Regions from separate parts of the Mus musculus genome. Here region 2 is linked to region 1. A link is a loop called in an ENCODE intact Hi-C map of the cell type or tissue named here. Cell type or tissue: heart. All regions are shown on one strand. Links, peaks and the distances in the headings refer to the core of each region. The heading gives the core; the rest is flanking DNA. Region 1 overlaps Igf1r (insulin-like growth factor I receptor). Region 2 overlaps Fam169b (family with sequence similarity 169, member B).

The links. A loop is a pair of places that touch in the nucleus more often than their neighbours do. Peaks named below come from ENCODE experiments on the same cell type or tissue, not always from the same donor. Only the 100,000 strongest peaks of a DNase experiment are listed, where the experiment ranks them.
Region 2: a loop joins it to region 1, with 2.2 times the contacts of the local background. A loop is called at or near these places in 4 of 42 quality-filtered maps.

Annotation. Positions count from the first base shown.
Region 1 is chr7:68,218,409-68,228,395 of GRCm38, reverse strand. It overlaps Igf1r (insulin-like growth factor I receptor), which reads right to left. Exons shown (of 21, transcript NM_010513.2): 20 at 9,860-9,987; 21 at 1-2,376. The coding sequence ends at 1,995. Among named protein-coding and RNA genes, the nearest start is that of Pgpep1l, 41 kb to the left of the region's middle. In heart, for the core only: no CTCF peak of the experiment used is centred there; DNase peaks (open chromatin) are centred at 4,825 and 6,365; H3K27ac peaks cover 422 bases.
Region 2 is chr7:68,281,096-68,291,082 of GRCm38, reverse strand. All of the region lies in intron 1 of Fam169b (family with sequence similarity 169, member B), which reads right to left. Among named protein-coding and RNA genes, the nearest start is that of Gm16157, 9.5 kb to the right of the region's middle. In heart, for the core only: no CTCF peak of the experiment used is centred there; DNase peaks (open chromatin) are centred at 4,362 and 4,852.

The sequences.
Region 1 (9,987 bases), core at 716-8,715:
GGACTCAGCAGCTATTGTGTGTGTGTGTGTGTGTGTGAAAGATCAAATATTCATTTAAATAATAATCCAATGACTATTGTCTGCAGTTAAAACTGCTATTGTATTCCCAAATTGGGGTGTGTGTGTGTGTGTGTGTGTGTGTGTGTGTGTGTGTGTGTGAACCAAAGCAAGGAGAGAAAGCAAAGTGTGACTTTCAACAACAGGGACTAGAAACACTAAACCAGGATGTGTGGGATTTTTAACCTTTTTGTTTCTGACCTGAGTTTGTGGCATGCCTTGCCCTGGAGCAGATGCTGTGTGCGGGGAAGCAAGGAAAGGAGAGAGTAGGGCCCAGGAGTCTGTGGGCTCTGGACTCCCACCCTCCCCACTCCCTCACCTGTGACTGTGCTCACAGAGCCTATGGGTTAGAGGGTAATGAATGGGGCTGCAGGGAGCAGGGGAAGGGAGATGTATTTATAAAAAAGGCATCAAACAGTTCACGGCAAGTTATGTCCTAGAAGCATCAGTTGCCGGAGAAGAGGAAGAAAAACCACACTCTAGTGATAAGCAGAGGAAGTTTCTTGGAGTGAGCAGAAAGGAAGAAGGGGTAGACCTGAAAGTTTCATAGATTAAATCCACAAAGATAAAGAACAAAAAAAAAATAGCAGCTTTTCTTTTCCTGTACAGATGTATAGATGAATATCTGAACTGTAAAAAAGTTATAAAACTGACATTAAAGACGATGTGTATGCAAATGTTTCACGGTCTAACATAGAACTGAGAGACCCATGAAGAAGTCCTAGTAACAGACCATGTGAAAGCTCACACTGCTTGGATCCACTGCCTGGGCGGGCGGCTCCAGGCTGCTGTGGCTCTGAATCCCTTCCTCGAACATCCATAACCAACAGCCAGGCCGAGTCCCCGGAACCCTTTCGAGTGTGTGGCCCTCAGGGGAGGGGCAGGAGGGAGGTCGGGGAGGGGGACGAGGCTGGTGTGAGGACCACCTTGACCCACAACCTGACCTTCAAGCTTGCCCATGGCCACTTCCTCCAGAATTCTTGGGGTGCTGTGGGTGGGGGAGGGGTGGAGAACCAGTTCTGCTTTCCCCTTCTTCAAGGAGGGCGAGTTCCATCTTGTCCAGTTCTCCCAAACGGTAACCATGCAACGAGACCCAGGAGATGTGGGCTGGGAGAGCCGGGCACAGTGGGGGGCCTCAGCACGTGTCTCTCAAATGTTATCATCAACCAGACACCATGGTTCATCCCACGCCTCTGGACAAAGGGAAATCAGCGCAGGGAGTATATGCGTGTGAGAAAAACCAAACCGAAAACAGGATTTTGGCAAAAATGGCAGCGTGAAAAATGATAGCCACGGATGAACAATGGCCCTTTTAAATTTTGGGGTGACCCTAAAAAAGGTTAAAAAAAATTCCATCTCAGTGTGTGAATTTTTTTTCTTTTTCTTTCCTTTTCTTTTTTTTAAAAGACCTACGGTGTCAGGCAGGTGTATGCGGGGTGATGAGGAGCCCCAGGGGCAGCCATTAAGTCAATCTGATTTTTTTTTTTTTTTTAAAAAAGAAGGCTTCCCAGATGGGCGTTCACAAACATTTTTCCACTGTAAAGCAGAAAAGAGAGAAAGGAGAGCGTGGAAGTGGAAGGGGAGAGGGCAGAGAGGGAAGGCAGAGGAGAGAAAAAGGCAGAGAACGAAGAGACTCAATTCTCGAGTGTCCTGTTGCTATTAAGTGTTGTCATTAAGGTTTGCAGAGGCCCATGTCAGTTAAGGGTTCGGGTAAAGGAAATAAAAAGCTGCTTGCATATTGAAAAAAGGAAGGTCCCAAATGTGTTTACTGCAGAGAAGCCGTCTCCCGTGGGCAGCAATGGCAGGTCTGAAGATCCACTGAGGTACAGGAGGCTTGTGAATAGATTGTTACAACCTGCTCTCCCCTCCCCGCCCCCCCGCCCACCGAGTGGGCGCACACACGTTACTGTTGGCGCGTGCTTCGGTGTGTCCGAGGATCAGCAGGTCGAGGACTGGGGCAGAGGCAAGGCCCTCTCGTTGGCGCGTCCCCCGTTCATGTGAGCGTAAGGCTGTCTCTCATCAAAACTGGCGCGGAGAACGAGCACGCCAGGGCCCGGGCCATTCTCAGCCTTGTGTCCTGAGTGTCTTTCAGGCAGAGGCAGGGAGGCTGAGGAGGCCGAAGGGTCCAGTGGGACGCTCTCCATGTTCTCAGGCTCCATCTCCAGCTCCTCTGGCTCGGGAGGCTTGTTCTCCTCGCTGTAGTAGAAGGAGACCTCCTGGAAGCTGGGCTCCATCTCATCCTTGATGCTGCCGATGATCTCCAGGAAGGAGGGCCGCATCTTGGGGTTATACTGCCAGCACATGCGCATAAGTTCAAACCTAAGGGAGTGATGGGGAAGAAAGGAATGAGCTGCCAGAGAGACCCAGAAGAACTGTACCACCTCTGCACTCTCTGCTTCCCATCTGGATGCCTCTGGCATCCTGCCATGTATCTTGCCCAGAACCCAGGCCCAGCCACAGTGCCAAGCCCAGACTCACTTCAAGTCTTGGTTCACCGATTCCACCATGGACGGTTGTATTAATGATAGCACTGCTAAGAGATAAAACCCACTTCCTGTCTAAGCACCTCTTCTGGCCACACATTAACCAGAAGAGGAAACCTCTCTCTCTCACTAATGAGAATCACAGCTTTCCTGACAGGCACCATTCTCTGTATCTCACACCAGGGCTATTTCTAAGTTTCTTCCTGGCACCAGGGCGCCCCTGGCAGTGGGCCTGAGGGAGGAGGCGGCAGGGGTGCTAGACAGACGGAGCACATATCCCAAGCTTGCTATCTCACGCCAGCACCTGCTCACTGAGGATGTCCCATGAAGGAAGATCCCTGTCTTGAAGATGTAGGATGCCCAGGAGCAGAGTTCTAATAGAAACTTCAAGTCGGATGCCAACGAACCAAGGGAAGTCCTAAGCATCATTTTCTTCTACAAACAAGGCCAAGGTAAAAACAGTATAAAGCCCATGACGTACCTCCATCACTCCCACAAGGTCACAAACCTTTGCAAAGCTTCCTCGTCCTCGAGAGTTACATGGGCCAGCTGGCACACAGGACAGAAGAGAAAGGCTGCTCATGCAGCCACCGTCCTGACCAGCAAAGGCCTGGGAGTAGACAGTGGAGGAGACCCTAAGCAAGTGAAGGTGTGTATTGCTGACACGTGCAAGGCCATGTCAAGGACCCCAATGCCCCAGTCCCATGGGAGTGGCAAAGTCTACCCCAGTGATGCTTGCTTAGAGAGATGGTAAAGCCTTCCCCTGAGGTCCGAGTTGCAAGTGCTGACAGTGTGTGCAGAATATGTCCACTGTCACGTCCTTCCCCTGGAAGTTTACAGCCTCAAGACGGCTTCCCTGCAGAGATGGCTAAACCTGCCTCCATGTTCAGCTGTATATAATAATCCTGCTTCCTTGTTTATCTGCATGCAGTAATCTGCCTCTCTGTTCAAATATATACGCTAAACATACTGAGCTTCCAGAGCCCAGTCCACGCAGTCCCCGTTTCTCTATACCCAAGTGCACACTCTTTGTTCATTCCCTTGATGCCCTCGTCAAGTCATAGTTCTGCAACCCAGGCCATGCAGTGAACCACACCTGGGCTCTGACGGATGGACAGACACACAGGCCCGACAGAAAACAAGGACAGGGTGGTCATGATTCTGAGGGAAAGGGGTACCTAGCAGCTCTCAATCACAGGCGTGTGAGACCAAAGCACTCTCCACCTATGCTCCTCCAGGAAACTGTGTTTTATAAAAACTCCTGGCTCAACAGACGCTTTACACTAAAACCCACAAATGGAAGTTCGAACATATAGGAATCTCAAAGCACCCTGAACAGGCTTCTAACATTCTACCAGGCTGATCACTGGGCCACCAGGACACTTCTTTACAAAGCAAATAATCCCACAGGGGTAAAGGCGTGTGAAAGCAACCTATTGGTAGGCATGAAGTTGCCTGTGCAGAGAAAGCCACTCTTGCCCATCTGGCCAGCTTCCTTGGACTCTGTAGGATCAAGTCAGGCCAGGTGGAAGGTAGTTATCTTAAAACTGAAAAAAGGTGCATTGGAGATCCACCTCCAAGAATTAAGCACTCTGGAGGCCCAGGGTGAAGCCAACCAATTACAGCGGAGCCAGGTGCAGCTTGGAGCCTGTTGTTAGCGGAATTGTACCAGAGCAGAGCTGGTTACACAGCACCTGTGGCTGTTTCTAAGCTCCTTTGTAGGCTGAGTAGTTGAGACAGCGGCTGTTTAGCTAGGAACCTTACAATATTTACTGCCTACTCCTCTGGAGGTAAAGAAAAATCCCAATTAAGTGGCCAATGTCTCGACGGAGGAAAACAAACTGGACCAAAGACCAGGCTAACTAGGTATTCTCACTGGCTCTAAGTGACTGGTCCTAGTGGCACATGACAGGTTGCAGGTAGGTACTAAAAGCTCTAGGCCCGGGAGTCACGTCAGTCCCCGAGAGCCAGAGATGTCTCTTTACTCCAATGATTACAACACATCCTCATTGTATGCATAAGGGAAAAGCACCAACCACAGCATTTGATCATTTGTCTGAAGTCACACAGGGAGTGAGCTGGAACGGCGTGAGGCTGTCAGACAATGCAGCTTTACTGTAAGTAACCATGGTCTTGCTAGCAGACGGCGCTCTCCCGACTGTCTACAGACAGTCAGATCTCCTGAGCCGGCTTGCTCTGGTTAGCTGCTGCAGAAGCTTGTTCTCCCCGGTCCCCATCATTTCCCGAAGGATTAATCGGAATGGGAAGCAGACACAAGGAGCTTAGCTCCGTGGCCAGGCTGCAATTTCCTCTCTGGCTGACAGGCCTAGCCCTGAATAGAAAAGTGCAACCGGGGGCAAGAACATGAGATGTGTCTGGCCCCAAGCCCCGTGGCCAGGGGTGGGGGGTGGGGCTGAGGAGGTGCCACGGGCAGGGTAGGGATGAGGTGACATCAGTAAAAACAAGCCATGTGATGCCTCTTTTAAATCATCCCAGAGTCAGCCCTTCCAGGGCTGCCCATAAAAGGAAGTCTTTTTTGCTCTGTGCGATTTAAGACCTTGTTTTTTTTTTGTTTTGTTTTTTTTAAATACTCTTTCCACAAGAAAACTCTCCAGTAGACTCTGGGATTAATAAGCTGATAAAATGCTCCCTCTAAAAAGCACACTTTAAAACCACTGGACAGCTCTGATGAGCTGGAGCCGCGATTTACAGAATATGTCCCTCTGTGAAGGTGCACACCTATCCCTCTAGAAGTGAGTGCTATCCTGGGGTGTACGCCCACCGCTATGCCCATTCCTCACTTGGCTTCTGAGCCCCCAAGCACACCCCGTGTCTTCAGCTGGACAGGCTGCCATCTATGTGAGGCACTGGCAAACTGAAATATGCCCAGGACCTCATGTATACAGTACCCCTGCTGCCGCCTGTTAGTACTGTACCAGGTAGTAGTGACTCTTAGCAGGGATCAGACTTTCAGAAGGGCCTACGGGACTGAGTGGGTCCTCCTCTAGCATCTCAAGCAACTAAGGTTGTTTTAGGGCCAGGACCTAGACGGGGATGCTATATAGCCCAGTTGCTGGCACACAGTCGATGCCAGGGACCGTCCAGCAGACACTGTCACCTGCCTGTGATGACTCTATTCAATTTATCTCGACAAAACCAGACTGGGATTCCCAGCCTCCTGGGGGTGGAGAGGAAAAGTACAGAAGTAGTCAGATTGGACTGAGTATGTCTCAGCTGCATCTGAGCTGGTGACGCTCGGCTAGTAAAACGTTCAAGTTCCTTCCTGAATCCCGCATCCCGAAGACTTGGCATGTGAGCTCTGGAGATGTTAATGGATCAAATGGATCAATTCTGTGGCTGAGCTTACATCGTCGTCCCATTCTGCAGCACGAGGGCTGGAACCTGTTTCAGGATCTCCAGGTTCCGTGAACTCTGGGACTGGCCCCTGACCTCAGCAGGGTTCACTGACAAATCTGTGTCCAAAGCCCTGAAACCCAGGGGTAAAGATGGGAATGATAGGCTCCCCTGACCCAGCCTCACAGAATTTGCTAGATCAATTCAAACTGAGCTATTGCACTGACAGTCAGACCTGGATACCCTGGTGTTTGGTGGCAGCCTTTCCTCTAAAGCTAGAACACTTTGTAATACACAAGGCTGGATACTTAGCTACTCCTGAAGCAGACTGGTTCATGTGTAGGGACGACGAGACCAAAGCATGGCCAGAGAAAGGGCTGTTCCTGCCTCAGAACCACACCATGGAAGTCCTTCCTCTACGTGTGAGACCCAACAGGCTTCAGACTACTCCCAAGAGTGTTTGCTTACTGTGCCAAAAAAAAAAAAAAAAAATCCTTTCACAGAACACATCTTCCTCTCATCAGCGTCTCAGCCAAATCAGGGCACCACACTCCCTACTGGAGCAGCCCGGCTCCCTTCCCTTCACTCTGTTCTTTTCTTAGAAAGGAGACCGATCTGCCAAGGGGGTTCTGAATGGCAAAGCAAAAAGGCCTCCTGAATCAATCATTTCGCATCCAAGAGCGGCCTCCGTGTGTAAGCTTCCTCCTCTCTATGCTGGGAACAGGAAGTCCACTGCCTTTCCCATAGCAGGTGGCTCCTTCCCAAGCATATTAAATTCATACCAAAAAAAAAAAAAAAAATCCAGGCAGCTGGGGATGGATCAACTTCAGGAGTTCCATGAGTTTCTCAGACAAATGTTTGCTCCAGCATAAAAGAAAAGAAAAAAACCAACAATACCTCTCCTGTGACCAGGCCCAAACCACAGGAACAAAACTCACACCTGCTCTTTTGAACGGTTTCTCAGCTCGTGAGACAGTGCTGATCCTGGTATCCTAACCAAGGCTGGTGGGGCACACCCTTACACAGACTCAGAGGCAGCCATGCTCCTACTCCATCCTTTCACCTTTGCCCACATACTGACTATTCTCGCAATGGACGAGTAGGACTGCCCTGCACCACTGAGGTCAAAGTAAAGCTATAACAGCACTCAGAACCCAGAGCTTCTCTAGGCAGGCCCCCTGCATCCTGTACGCCTTCGGAGGTCAGTTTAGAAAGGCCACAGTGGCAGTGTTCTCCGTGAAGATGCTGCAGGGCACAGCAGGCCACGGACCAGTCAGTGGCTCAATATGGCCTGCTGTCTATTCAGTTTTGTAAGGCCCTCCCAAGCAAGAGGGTTTTTTTTTTTTACACTTGCCAACAGCTGGGGCAAAAACAAACAAATTAACAAGTCCCCCACGCCCCACCCCCAAATAGGAGTATTTTATAAGAAGAAAACGAGAGGAATTCAAATTCCAATATAAAGTTTTAGTTGGGCACCAGCAGTAACACTGGCTGCAATCCAAGCACTAGGGGAGTTTGAGGCAGGAAGATTATCCTAAATACCTGGGCTACACTGACTCCATCCTTGTTGATTCCTGAATCATAGTGGCAGAGCAGAGGGGCTGGAAGGAAGAGTGAGCGTGCGGTCCCCAGCACCACCAATCCTCTCCAGTGTATTAGAGAAATCCTCTCAGTCTATGGAGTGGTCCACAGAGAAGCCACGGCCTCTCCCACTACACAGAACCATCACTGTTCCTACCGCCCTGTAGTAAATCCGATCTCCTTACAATCACCCCACGTACCGGAGTATCTTCATCTGCGGGAAGCCCTGCCTCTGACCAGCAGCTATCTTCTGGAGACCCTGAGCTAGCTAGTGTCACCTCATCGAGCTCCTCCTAGGTTTCATTAGAAAGCCTGTGAGATGACATTTTCAACTGTTGGAGCCTCACGGGGGACGATGCTAGCCCACACCTTGACATCTCAAGATTCAGAGTACAGTCACTAGCACCTCTCTGTGCTCTGCCCACCACCTGCACTGCACGCCCAACCTCTCCATCTGTACATTGCCTCACCATCCAAGGCGCCACGAGAGTGAGCGCTGCGCTGGGGAAGAGAAGGCCAGGGGTAGGCAGAGTCTTTTGTGTAGAAGTGAAGAAATCTTGACAACCCCCCTGGGATTCTTTCACTAGTGGAGCTGAACCTGTTTTGAAGTGTTTCTGGGAAACTGTATGGGTCCTGACATATCAGTGGGAACCTGCTTTGATGCTTAACCCCGAGATGCAGAGCAACAGCCGAGCCCCACCTTAACGTGTGCACATCAAATGCAAGTCCACTGCTCTCAACCTGTACTCGATGAGCCAATCGGAATACCTTCATGTCTTCCTTGAAACCTCACTCCAAGAAGTGCCATTCTCGGGGCTGGAGAGATGGCTCAGCGGGTAAGAGCACTGACTGCTCTTCTGAAGGTCCTGAGTTCAAATCCCGGCAACCACATGGTGGCTCACAACCATCCTTAATGAGATCTGACGCCCTCTTCTGGTGCTGTCTGAAGACAGCTACAGTGTACTTAGATTTAATAATGAATAAATCTTTAGGCCAGAGTGAGTGGGGCCGACCGGAGTGGGCAACCTTTGTTCCCAGCAACCACATTAAGGCTCACAACCATCAGTACAGCTACAGTGTACTCATATACATAAAATAAATAAATCTTTTAAAAAAAAAAAAAAGAAGTGTCATTCTCCAGACCCACTGAGCCACCAACATCAGATGACAAAGAAAGACCTCTACTCAAGAGAGTACAAATAAAAGGCCCACATGTGGAAAGATTCTTCCCCAATTTTGGCAACACCAGGTAACTTCTGAGGGGTGGAGCCTAGGAGGCTGCCAGGTCATTAGAAAGTTATCTTCAAGATTTAGGACTACAGCAGGAAGATTGTGAACCCCTTTAATGCAGGGGTTCTCAACCTTCCTAATGCTGTGTCCCCTTGACACAGTTCCTCATGTCGTTGTGACCCCCAACTATAACACTACTTTATAATTGTAATCTGCTACTGTTATGAGGCAAAATGGAAACATCTGTGCTTTCTAACGGTCTCAGGTAACTCCTGTGAAGGGGCAAGGGGTCACGACTCACAGGTAGAGAACGGCTTCTCTAATGGCTCCCTTTCACTTTCAAGCCACAAAGTGAGACTGTGCGCTCTGACACACCTTTTCTACCGTAACAGTTACCTCGCCACAAATCCAATGGACCCCACTGCCGCTCCCACACTGGGAGCCAATGTGAAATGCTTCTCCTTGTAAGCTGTTTATCTCAGGGAGTTTCTCGAGTCACACTGGCTGAGCACGGAGGTGGACGTGACACCACGTGTGTACTGCCATCGAGTGACAATTCTCACAACCAATCGATGCAGGATGTTATTTTTAACAGAAGTGGAGCGAGGCAACCATCTCACCAACCCCCCCTAGGGTGTGCCTACAAGCATGTCCAAAGAGGGATGAGCTCAACCGTGCTGTAGGTCCATGCAGCTCGAAGGGATTAAGAAGACAGCAGATGGTCTGTGACCTTGTGCTGGGGCTCTCTGAGCTTTAGTCTACCCGTGCAAGAGAGTGACTCCTGACCACAGAGCTCTGTGTGAGCATGCTGTATAGACCTTCCAGGGGCTTGGGGAGAGCTTTCAAATCTGGCTCAGCAGTAGTAACTAACTTGCATTTTTGTCTTAAAAATTAAATTTTGCATGAAAAAGATGAGCCAGGATTGCTCATGTATTTCAGAGATGGGAGATGGGGGGGGGGGGGTAGTGGTGGCTGAGACGCACGCCATGGTGCAAAGTGCCAATTAGCACTGGGGGGACCAAGGGGGCACAGGATGAGATTAAGGAGCAGCACAAAGTCACAGATCCAACAAGCTCAGCAGCAGCAGGATAGAGCCTTTCTAATCCTCTCCTGTACCCACACACAACGGAGTGGGTGGCTCTGGAAATACATACAGCATATCAGGGCAGTTGTCCGGCTTGTCCAGAAGGCCACCCTCCATGACGAAACGAAGAACTTGCTCGTTGGACAAGCCCTGGTAGGGCTGCTCAGCCAGCGTGGCGATCTCCCAGAGGACGACCCC
Region 2 (9,987 bases), core at 865-8,864, 63 kb before region 1:
TCGGGATAAGCTAGTGATGACACAAGGTGGGATTCTAATGCCAGCATGTTTAGGGAAGGTGACTCTGAGCCCATGCCTGGGAGTCCCATCAGCAACCAAGTACTGTTAGAAATTTTGTAGCAGGCCAGGCAACAGTAGCACGTGCCTTTAAATCCCAATACTCAGGAGGCAGAAACAGGGAGAGCTCTATGAGTTTGAGAAAAGATTGGCCTACAGGTGGAGTTCCAGGCCAGCCATGGCTACACAATGAAACACTGTCTCAAAAGCAAAAAACAAACAAACAAATGAGGAGGAGGAGGAAGAAGAAAGAAGGAAGGAAGGAAGGAAGGAAGGAAGGAAGGAAGGAAGGAAGGAAGGAAGGAAGGGCAGAAGGGAAGGATGAGAGAAAGAAAATTTCGCAGCATTCAGGTTTATATCCCAAACTCAGCTAACAAGGGACTCTGGTCCCAGGGTGCCATTTGCCAGATGACAGAACATACCTTGGAGAACAGTGTTTGAAAAAATGCAAGAGGGGAAGGGCCCATCCCTATTACAGATGGCAAACAGGCAAGAGTCTGAGTCCAGAGTCAGACCACAAAGAACCTGCCACCAGAAAAGGCATCTGTCAATGGTGCCACAGTACATCTCTTTCCAATAAAGTAGAGAACAGAAGGTGAGGCCAATAAACACTTGGATATTTTTGTTGTTTTTTGAAAAGCATCTGATTGCCAAAATATTCTTAGCAAAGTTCTTTTTTTTTTTTTTTTTAAGTTGGAAGACAGAATGTAGAATATGTTAGAATTTTTGAGCAGATGAGCAAAGTTGTCAAGGAGGCGCTGTGGAAGGTCTGCAGGTGGCTGGCAGTGGGTTTTATTCCCTGGTGATTGACAGGCTGCCTGTTGCTCTGTTGTCGCATGATTAATATTGGCCAACTTGCAACTTGTCAATGCCTCAACTGAGAACAATCGCTTGTCCCTCATCTAAGACGGTAAAATATGCAGATGACTTTATGTGACACCCACGCAAACGTTTACATGGTCCTGGTTTTGTTTTGTAATGAAATAAGCAATATATAACACCTTGGTGTTAGGAAAGAGTTACCTGTGACTAGCTCTCATTAGTAGCTAATGCAATAGGATGAAGCAAGGGTTTGAACAACTTCATTATGAGTGTTGGTTATATAAATACAGGGTTTCTAATTCTCTCGCAGATAACTTTAGAAACTTAGCTATTGCCAGAATCTGCTAAATCTTCCTACCTTGCAGTGATAGTTCTGATATAAGAATGTTTCAGCTCCTAATTGCTGTGTGTGTGTGTGTGTATGTGTGTGTGTATGTGTGTGTATGTGTGTGTGTGTATGTGTGTGTGTGCGTGTATGTGTGTGTATGTGTGTGTGTGTATGTGTGTGTGTATGTGTGTGTGTATGTGTGTGTGTATGTGTGTGTGTGTATGTGTGTGTGTGTATGTGTGTGTGTATGTATGTGTGTGTATGTGTGTGTGTATGTGTGTGTGTGTGTGTGTATGTGTGTGTCTTGTCCTGGGTGTATGACAAAGCTCCTCTCCCTTTCCAGTAAAGCTTGGTTATTGCATGCTGTAAGTTCACGTTTCTGGGGTGCACGCTTAGCCGCCCAGGGAAGGACATTGGATGTCTTGCTCTATCAATCAGTCTTCGCTCTATTCCAGCCTCTCGATGGTTCTGAAGCTAGGCAGATGGACAGCAGTCATTCAAAATGATCCATGTTTGCACCCTCCAGTGCTGAGATTACAGGCATGTGCACAGCCACATTCAGCTTTCACGCGGGCACCGGGGTGCCGGGGTGTGCTTCAGATCTGTATGATACCAGTGCAGCAAGCGCTCTCCCCTGTAAGCCCTCCCTCCAGCCTCTAACTGCTTTTAATATGAAGGTCTTTAAGTCTTGTAACCTGAATAACAGTGCAGATGAACAGCATAAAACCATTTTTCCCCTGAGAAGAGCCAGCAAGAGGACCAAGCAGGTAAAAATGCTTGCTGAGAGTGCCTGGTGACCAGAGGTCAAGTTCTGGATCTAACTCTCAAAAGTTGTCCTCTGACCTTCACATGTGTGCCCTGGCATGTGCACACATGTGCCCTGGCATGTTCACACATGTGTGCCCTGGCATGTGCACACATGTGCCCTGGCATGTGCACACTGGCATTCACAAACGCACATAATACATACACACAGAAAATAAACTTTTAACTCAGCTTATTAAAAACAATGAATTTATGAAATTCTTAGGCAAATGGATGGAACTAGAAAGCATCATCCCAAGTGAGTTAATCCAATCACAAAAGAACACACATGGTATGCACTCACTGATAAGTGGATATTAATTAGCCCAGAAGCTTGGAATACCCAAGATCCAATTCACAGACCACATGAAACTCAAGAAGAAGGAAGATCAAAGTGCAGATACTTCGATCCTTCTTAGAAGGGGAAACAAAATACCCATGAAAGGAGTTACAGATACAAAGTGTAGAGCAGAGACTAAAAGAATGGTGGTCCAGAGACTGCCCCACCTGAGGATCCATCCCATATACAATCGCCAAACCCAGATACTCTTGTGGATACCAACAAGTGTTTACTGACGGAAGCCTGTTACTGCCATCTCCAGAGAGGATCCACCAGTGCCTGACAAATACAGAGGTGGATCCTCGCAGCCAACCATAGGACAGAGCACAGGGTCCCCAATGAAGGAGCTAGAGAAAGGACCCAAGGAGCTGAAGGGGTTGCAGCCCCATAGGAGGAACAACAATATGAACTAACCACTACCCCCAGAGCTCCCAGGGACTAAATCACCAACCAAAGAGTACACATGGAGGGACGCACGGCTCCAGCTGCATATGTAGCAGAGGGCGGCCTAGTCAATGGGAGGAAAGGCCCATGGTCCTGTGAAGGCTCTATGCCCCAGTGTAGGGGAATGCCAGGGCCAGGAAGCAGGTGTGAGTGGGTTGGTGAGCAGGCTGTGGGGGGAAGGGATAGGGGATTTTCGGAGGGGAAACCAAGAAAGAGGACAACATTTGAAATATAAATAAAGTAAATATCTAATAAAAAAATCCAATAACAAAGAAAAATAAACTTTAAAAAATATATTATTTGAGACTGTAGCATTCTGTTCCTTTAACATTCAAGGAAGTGTCATATTCAGTGACATATATGGAATCCCTGAGAAGGAGGACAGAGAACAGGAAATAGCATCTCCAGTAGCTACTTCTATATGAATAGAAAGGCCTCCCGGTCACAGCTGCTACAAGTGCAAGTTCCTCACCCATGAGACATGGAGCCACTTGGTCCCAGCTGGTCACCTGTGAGGTTACTATTTGTCTGGGCTTTGCTGGAAAGGGAGAGGGGGTTTGTCATACCCACAGGACAAGACAGAAAGCCTGAGTCTGTATATATGTATGTGTATATACACACACACACACACACGGTTGTGTGTATATATACATACATATGGTAGAGAATAAAGTTTATTTAGGGCATGGGAAGTAGAATTGGGAGGAGAGTAGAGGCAGAGAGAAAGGAGAGAGACAAGAGGAGTAGAGGCTTGCCAAGACCATGTAGAGAGAGGGGGGAGAGGAATAGGGGGAGAAAGGACAGAGAGGAATAAGGTAAGAGGGAAAGAGAGTAAGAGAGCAACAGAGTAAGAGCAGAAAACCCCAGTCTTAACATTCTGAGTTTAATCACTAAAAACATGAAAATACCCTAGTATCAGTAAGACGGAGCGTGTGCGTGTGTGCATGTGTGTGTGTGCATGTGCGTGTGTGCGTGTGCGCGTGCGCGCGCGCGCGCGCGTGTGTGTGTGTGTGTGTGTGTGTGTGTGTGTGGCAGTCCTGAAGACGGAAAAGGAGCCCTGTGGTAGGACAATTGCTCAGCGTGGAACTAGAACCACATATCTCCCAGGACCCAAAGGACAAAGAAAAATAACCTCTCACCACTGTGATGCATTCATTGTATGCCAATAGATGACAGTTCTCAGACCCAACCAAACATCAGGGCTCTCCTAGTGACTTCAGGCACTTCTATACAAAAACCACATCCCCTACGGGTCTTCACCTGTTACATTTTAAATAAACTTCTGAAGAGGAACAAATGGCTTTCTAGCCTGCATGTGAGTTTCGTGAAGAGCAAGTGGGTAGAGAGGAAGGAACCCAGAGTCTCAGTGAGGAAGCCGGGTTATGGACTCAGCTGCAGCCCCACTGCTCAAGAACTTGGCTCATCGTTCTGATGGGCAGCCCCTGAGAATAGGTGGAGTTTGTATTAGTCGGGGTTCTCTAGAGTCACAAAACTTACTGGAATGACTAACAGTCTGCAGTCCAACTAACCCAACAATGGGCAGCTGTGAATAGGAAGTCCAAGAATCTAGAAGTCGCTCAGTCCCATGAGGCTAAGTGTCTCAGCTGGTCTTCTGTACAAGCTGGAATCCTGAAGAAGGTTCCAACAGATGTGCTGGCCAGCAAGTGCAAACTGGCGAAGAATAAACCCTTCCTTCTTCCATTGTCCTTCTGTAGGCCTCCAGCAGAAGGTGTGGCCCAGATTAAAGATGTGTACCACCAGGCCTGGACCTAAGCTTTTTTTTTTTTTTTTTTTTTAATTCAGAGATCCACTTGCCTCTGTCTCCTGGAATTAAAGGCGTGTACCACCTTGCCTGAGCCTAGCCCATCATGGCCACTGTTCCTCAAGATCTGGATCAAAGACCTGTCTCTTCCAGTTCCAAGATCTGGATCACAGGTGTGCCCTCTGTTTTTGGATTGCAGCTCATTCCGGGTGGAGTTGACAAGCAGGAACAGCCATCGCAGAGTTCAACAGGCTCCTCTGACCTGAGAGGATTTGCTAAGGGGAAACATCTGCTTCTCAACAACTGGAAGCGCACCTCGATAACTGCCTTTTACAGAGTGCCAGACTTGTGTGTCTAAATTAAGGCTGAGAAGTACAGGAAGCAGAATGCTGATGCTTGCATGGAGTTACTGTTACTGTGTTACTGTGACGGAATAGAAAGGAAACATGATATCTTGTGGGGGTTTTTTGGATAAACAATGTTTCTAAAGTATGAGAGGATGGGGGAAGGGTAGTGGTGTGTTTTCACGTGATCACATCAAAGTCCTGGTGAAACCTCACACTGGCAGAGGGACCCAGTTTCCAAAGGGCTTTTACGCGTACAACTTGTGTGAAATGTGTATCAACCCCACAGAGTCCATAAAGCACAGTGCACTGACCGTTTGTCCAGTGAGGGAAAAGAGATTCAAAGGTTAATTAGTAATGAAGTAAAAACTCAAATCCAGACCTTGAGATTTCCTGCAGAGCTCTGATGACTCGCCTCCCACCATTTTAAAGCTTTTTATTTTGTAGGTATTAAGTATTCGCCTACATCTATACCTGATGTCCACAGAGGCCAGAAGAGGGCATGAGAACCGCTGGGACTTGGGTTACAGATAGTTACGAGTCAGGCCAGGTGCTAGGAGTCAAACCCAGGCCCTCTGCATCAGCAGTGGTTAGTCTCAACAGTCGAGCTAGCTCACCAGGTCTCCCTACTAATTAATATTGAATCAACCACTCACTTTAAATGTCAGTTCATGGCGGCCCTAGTTCTGAGGATGCTGAACTTGCAAACTATTCATAGAAACACTGGTCACAAAAGACCAAAGCAAAAGGCAACTCCAGCGTCCACTGGCAGAGGAGAGGTGCTCTACACACACAGCATGGGATGTAGTTCAGCTTTAAAAGGGAAGGGAATTTAGGGGCAACTGACGTGAACAGAACTTGAGGCCACTGCACTGAGGGCAATAAGCCAGTCATAAAAGAAAAAAGGAATATTCTACTTCCATTTTCATGGGCTACCTACACTAGTGCAAGTTCTTCAGCTACACTGCCGCTGCCTTCAGACACAGCAGAAGAGGGCATCAGATCTCATTACAGATGGTTGTGAGCCACCACCTGTTGCTGGGATTTGAACTCAGGACCTCTGGAAAAACCAGTCAGTGCTCTTAACCACTGAGCCAGTAAATGAACTTCACCAGGCGTGGCCTTTAATCCCAGCAATCCGGAGGCAGGTGGGTCTCTGAGTTCAAGGACAGTTTAGTCTACAGAATGAGTTCTAGGCCAGGCAGGGCTTATTACACAGAGAAACATTGTTGCAGGCAGGGGAGGGGGTTGGACGGAGTATCTGGCCTCTGCCTTCAAGTTTAGTTTTTAATGGGAATCACAATACATCTCCATAATTATTTCAGATAGTTTCATTGTGGTTACCATTTGGCCATGTACAGTTGTGGGACTGTAAGCACATCTGTACCACTGTGCCGTCCTCACTACTCCTCCCCCATCTCAGACCGAAAGAGCACCCTCCACATTCCGGATTCTAACACTTCTCCAGCGCCCTGCAGCCAGTACACGCCCCAGCTCCGGAGTTTGACTATTAAGGTACAGTCGTCCAAGTGGGACCACCCAGCCTTTGCCATTTGCAGCTGACTCGTTTCATTAAGCACACTGGCTTCAGAGTTCATCCCTGTTGTAGCTGCACTTCTTCATTCACAGCCCAATGAAGACCTTTGTTGAGAACATTTTGTCACAAAGGGCACTTCAGTTGTTCTCCATCTCTTACATATGAAACATGTTACTTGGAGGTACAAACACTGTCCAAGTTCCTGCTTGTGGTCCTCCAGTCTGTACATCCAGAAGAGGAATTACTGGACCATATGGTAATTCTGTTTAATTGTTTTCAAAACTTCCATAGCAGGCTTTTTCCTCCCTTCCTTTCTTCCTCTCTGGTAGCAGTAGTGAAGACTGAAGCCCAGAACTCTGGCATACTAGACAAGCACTCTGCCACAGAACTACAGCGCTTACCTCTCCACATCAGGCTGTAAAGATTTTACACTCCTGTCAACAAGACACAAGAATTCCAGTTTCCCCCCATCCTCAGCTACACTTGTATTGTCTGTCTTGTTGGTGTTTTATGGTAGCCACCCAGTGGGGCGGAGGGGATAGCAGCCTGTGGTTTCCACTTGTGCTTTCCTGATGGCTGGTAACGTAGAGAGAGCATCATGTTTCCGGTGCTCACCAGTACATCTTCTTTGGGAAATGTCCTCTCAGGTCTTTTGCCAATATATTCTTAGTATTTGACGTCAACTTTGAGAATGTTGCAAGAAATGGCAAGAAGAGAGAAACGGATGTGTGGAAAGAATGCTTACTGGTTCATCCAGAGCACACTGTGGTAAGTAAGGGCCAGAGTCAGAGACATTTCACAAAGTTCAGGCAAGCGCAGAGACAGCTTAGAGCAGAGATGGCGGTGAAGGTGACAAGACAGATGACACATGTGAGCCAGGTTTTGGCACGCTGATGTACTTTAATCCTTCTTTCCAAAAAGGCCAATGAAATTCACTGGGCAGCGTTCAATTGTGGTGGCTTCATGAACTAACCCAGGAAGCAGCCTAAGTCAATCATGGTTCTAGCGTTACCAGAAAGTCAAGGAGCATACCAACAGAAAACTAGGATGTCCAATCCTCTAAATTATGAAATATCTTACTGGGCTGGTGAGATGGCTCAGTGGGTAAGAGCACCCAACTGCTTTTCCAAAGGTCCGAAGTTCAAATCCCAGCAACCACATGGTGGCTCACAACCACCCGTAATGAGATCTGACGCCCTCTTCTGGAGTGTCTGAAGACAGCTACAGTGTACTTACATGTAATAAATAAATAAATCTGTAAAAAAAAAGTTTCTTAAAAAAAAGAAATATCTTACTAAGGTATTCTAACCAGTATAAGCTAAAAGGCATGGGAAGCCTTCAGAAGGAGAGCTTCCACATAGTGCATTGAAAACTGCTGAAAGCCAAGTGCCACCACCTTCTTCAGTATTCAGTCACTAGTGCTTCTGGGCTAAAGATAAGGGTACCAGGCTCGAGGTCATTAGAATCTGACCTGTAAAACTCCTCAAGCTCCTGGGCATGGTGGTGCATGTCTTTAATCCTATCACTCAGGAAGCAATGGTAGAGTGACCTCTATGAATTTTCGGCTTTGCTGATCTGTGTAACAAACTCCAGGCCAGTTGGCGCTACATAATGACACCCTGTTTCAAAACCAAAGTAAACAAACAAAACGACTAGGTGAAAAAAAGACCCTGAGCATACGGTGAAGCAAATACCATTGAAGAGGCAGACAGACTATATATGGCACACTGAAACCACAGGCTATAGGAGATGCAGATGTTAAATGTGACCGGGGAAACAGTAAGAAACAAAGGGCGCCGAGACCTTTCACGTTGCCCAGTAAGAATTGAGGAGGAAAGGGAAGTAGAATTTCTAAAACGGAACATCTTAGCTGAGTCATTGACCCAGAACACAGCAGAGAGAGAGACACAGCTGGTACACTTGGAAAGTAAAGAGAAACCAAGCACAGTGGCGTGAGATACGGGATGCTGTGGCAGACTAATTAAACTTCCAGGAGGAGAAGACGAAGGAAGAACCCAAACGTGAAGAAAACGTAGATGAGTTAATGATGACACCTACTCTTAGATTCTGTAATCTTAACCAATCCCTCACCTAGACACACTAGTCACACTGCAAAACAGCACACTCGCATGTGCGCGCACGCACGCGCACACACACACACACACACACACACACACACACACACACACGCACACCTGGAAGCATTCGGGAAGAAAGGACAGATCTACAGATCTTTCCACTTGGCTGCTAATAAGTGGACAGCTGCCTTCTTCACAAAACTCTGGAAGGCAGGAGACAATGGAATGCCTTTTTTTTTTTTTTAGATTTATTTATTATTATATCTAAGTACACTGTAGCTGTCTTCAGATGCACCAGAAGAGGGCGTCAGATCTCATTATGACCGATGGTTGTGAGCCACCATGTGGTTGCTGGGATTTGAACTCAGGACCTTCGGAAGAGCAGTCGGTGCTCTTAACCACTGAGCCATCTCTCCAGCCCGGAATGTCATTTTTAATGAGCTAAATAAAGGTAAATAACATTCCTCCTCCTTCTAGCAAAAACAACTTCCAAGACATCAGATGAAATAAAGAAATATTAGAAACATATCATTCAAGAGTTTGCTGTGAGAAGACCTCCGATATAATTATTTCTTAGGCACATTAGCATATAGGTAATTGACCTCTAGAAGAAAAGGCTCGTTAGGAAGCAATGGGGACTGGGAAACAATAATAAACTCGGATAGAGTCTAAGCTGATGTGCTGATGTTGACCATACGACATAAAACATTTTAATTTAAGGAACAAGAAAAAGTTAAAGCTTCAAGGGCAGTGTATGTGTGTTTGGTATTTTTCTCATGGCTGGGACAAACTACCTGACTAAAGAAGTTTCAGGAAGGATTTTAGTTCAGCTCATAGCCTGAGGACAAGGTCTACCTCGGAGAGGAAGAGATGTCCACAAGAACACAAGAAAGAATACAAGAACAGCTCCTGTCGGCAGGAAGGGGGGGAGGGAGGGGCTGGTCACACTGTACCCAAGCTCAGCAAAGAGAAAGAAATGGATGCTTGCCACCAGCCACTTTCTGTTTCTCAGTCAATCCAAGCCCTCAGTCTGTAGGACGGCACCACCCACACTCAGGGCATGTCTTCTCTTCAACTAAGTCTCGCTGGAAACACCCTTACAGACTTGCTCAGAGATGTGTATCCTAGGTGATTCTAAATCTAGTAGAGTTGACAATGAACCATCACCGCATATGAGCTGGGGAGGAAACAATAGGGAGAGAACTTCTGAAGGCCCCTAACTCATTCCAAGGGAAGTTAAAATTTGACTTATCGCAGAATAATTAATCAAGTATGAATATTAAAATTTCTAAGTTAGCACTTAAAAAGGAGAGAAACATGGTTATTAAATTTCAAAATAGAAAAGAACGGAAACAGGGCAAGGGTAGACAGGATGCCATTTAAGATAAAGGAGGGCAAAAGATTTTAAAAGATGATCTGCCTATTATCATGCTTAAAATTATGATTAAAAGCAGATAGTTATGAACAAATA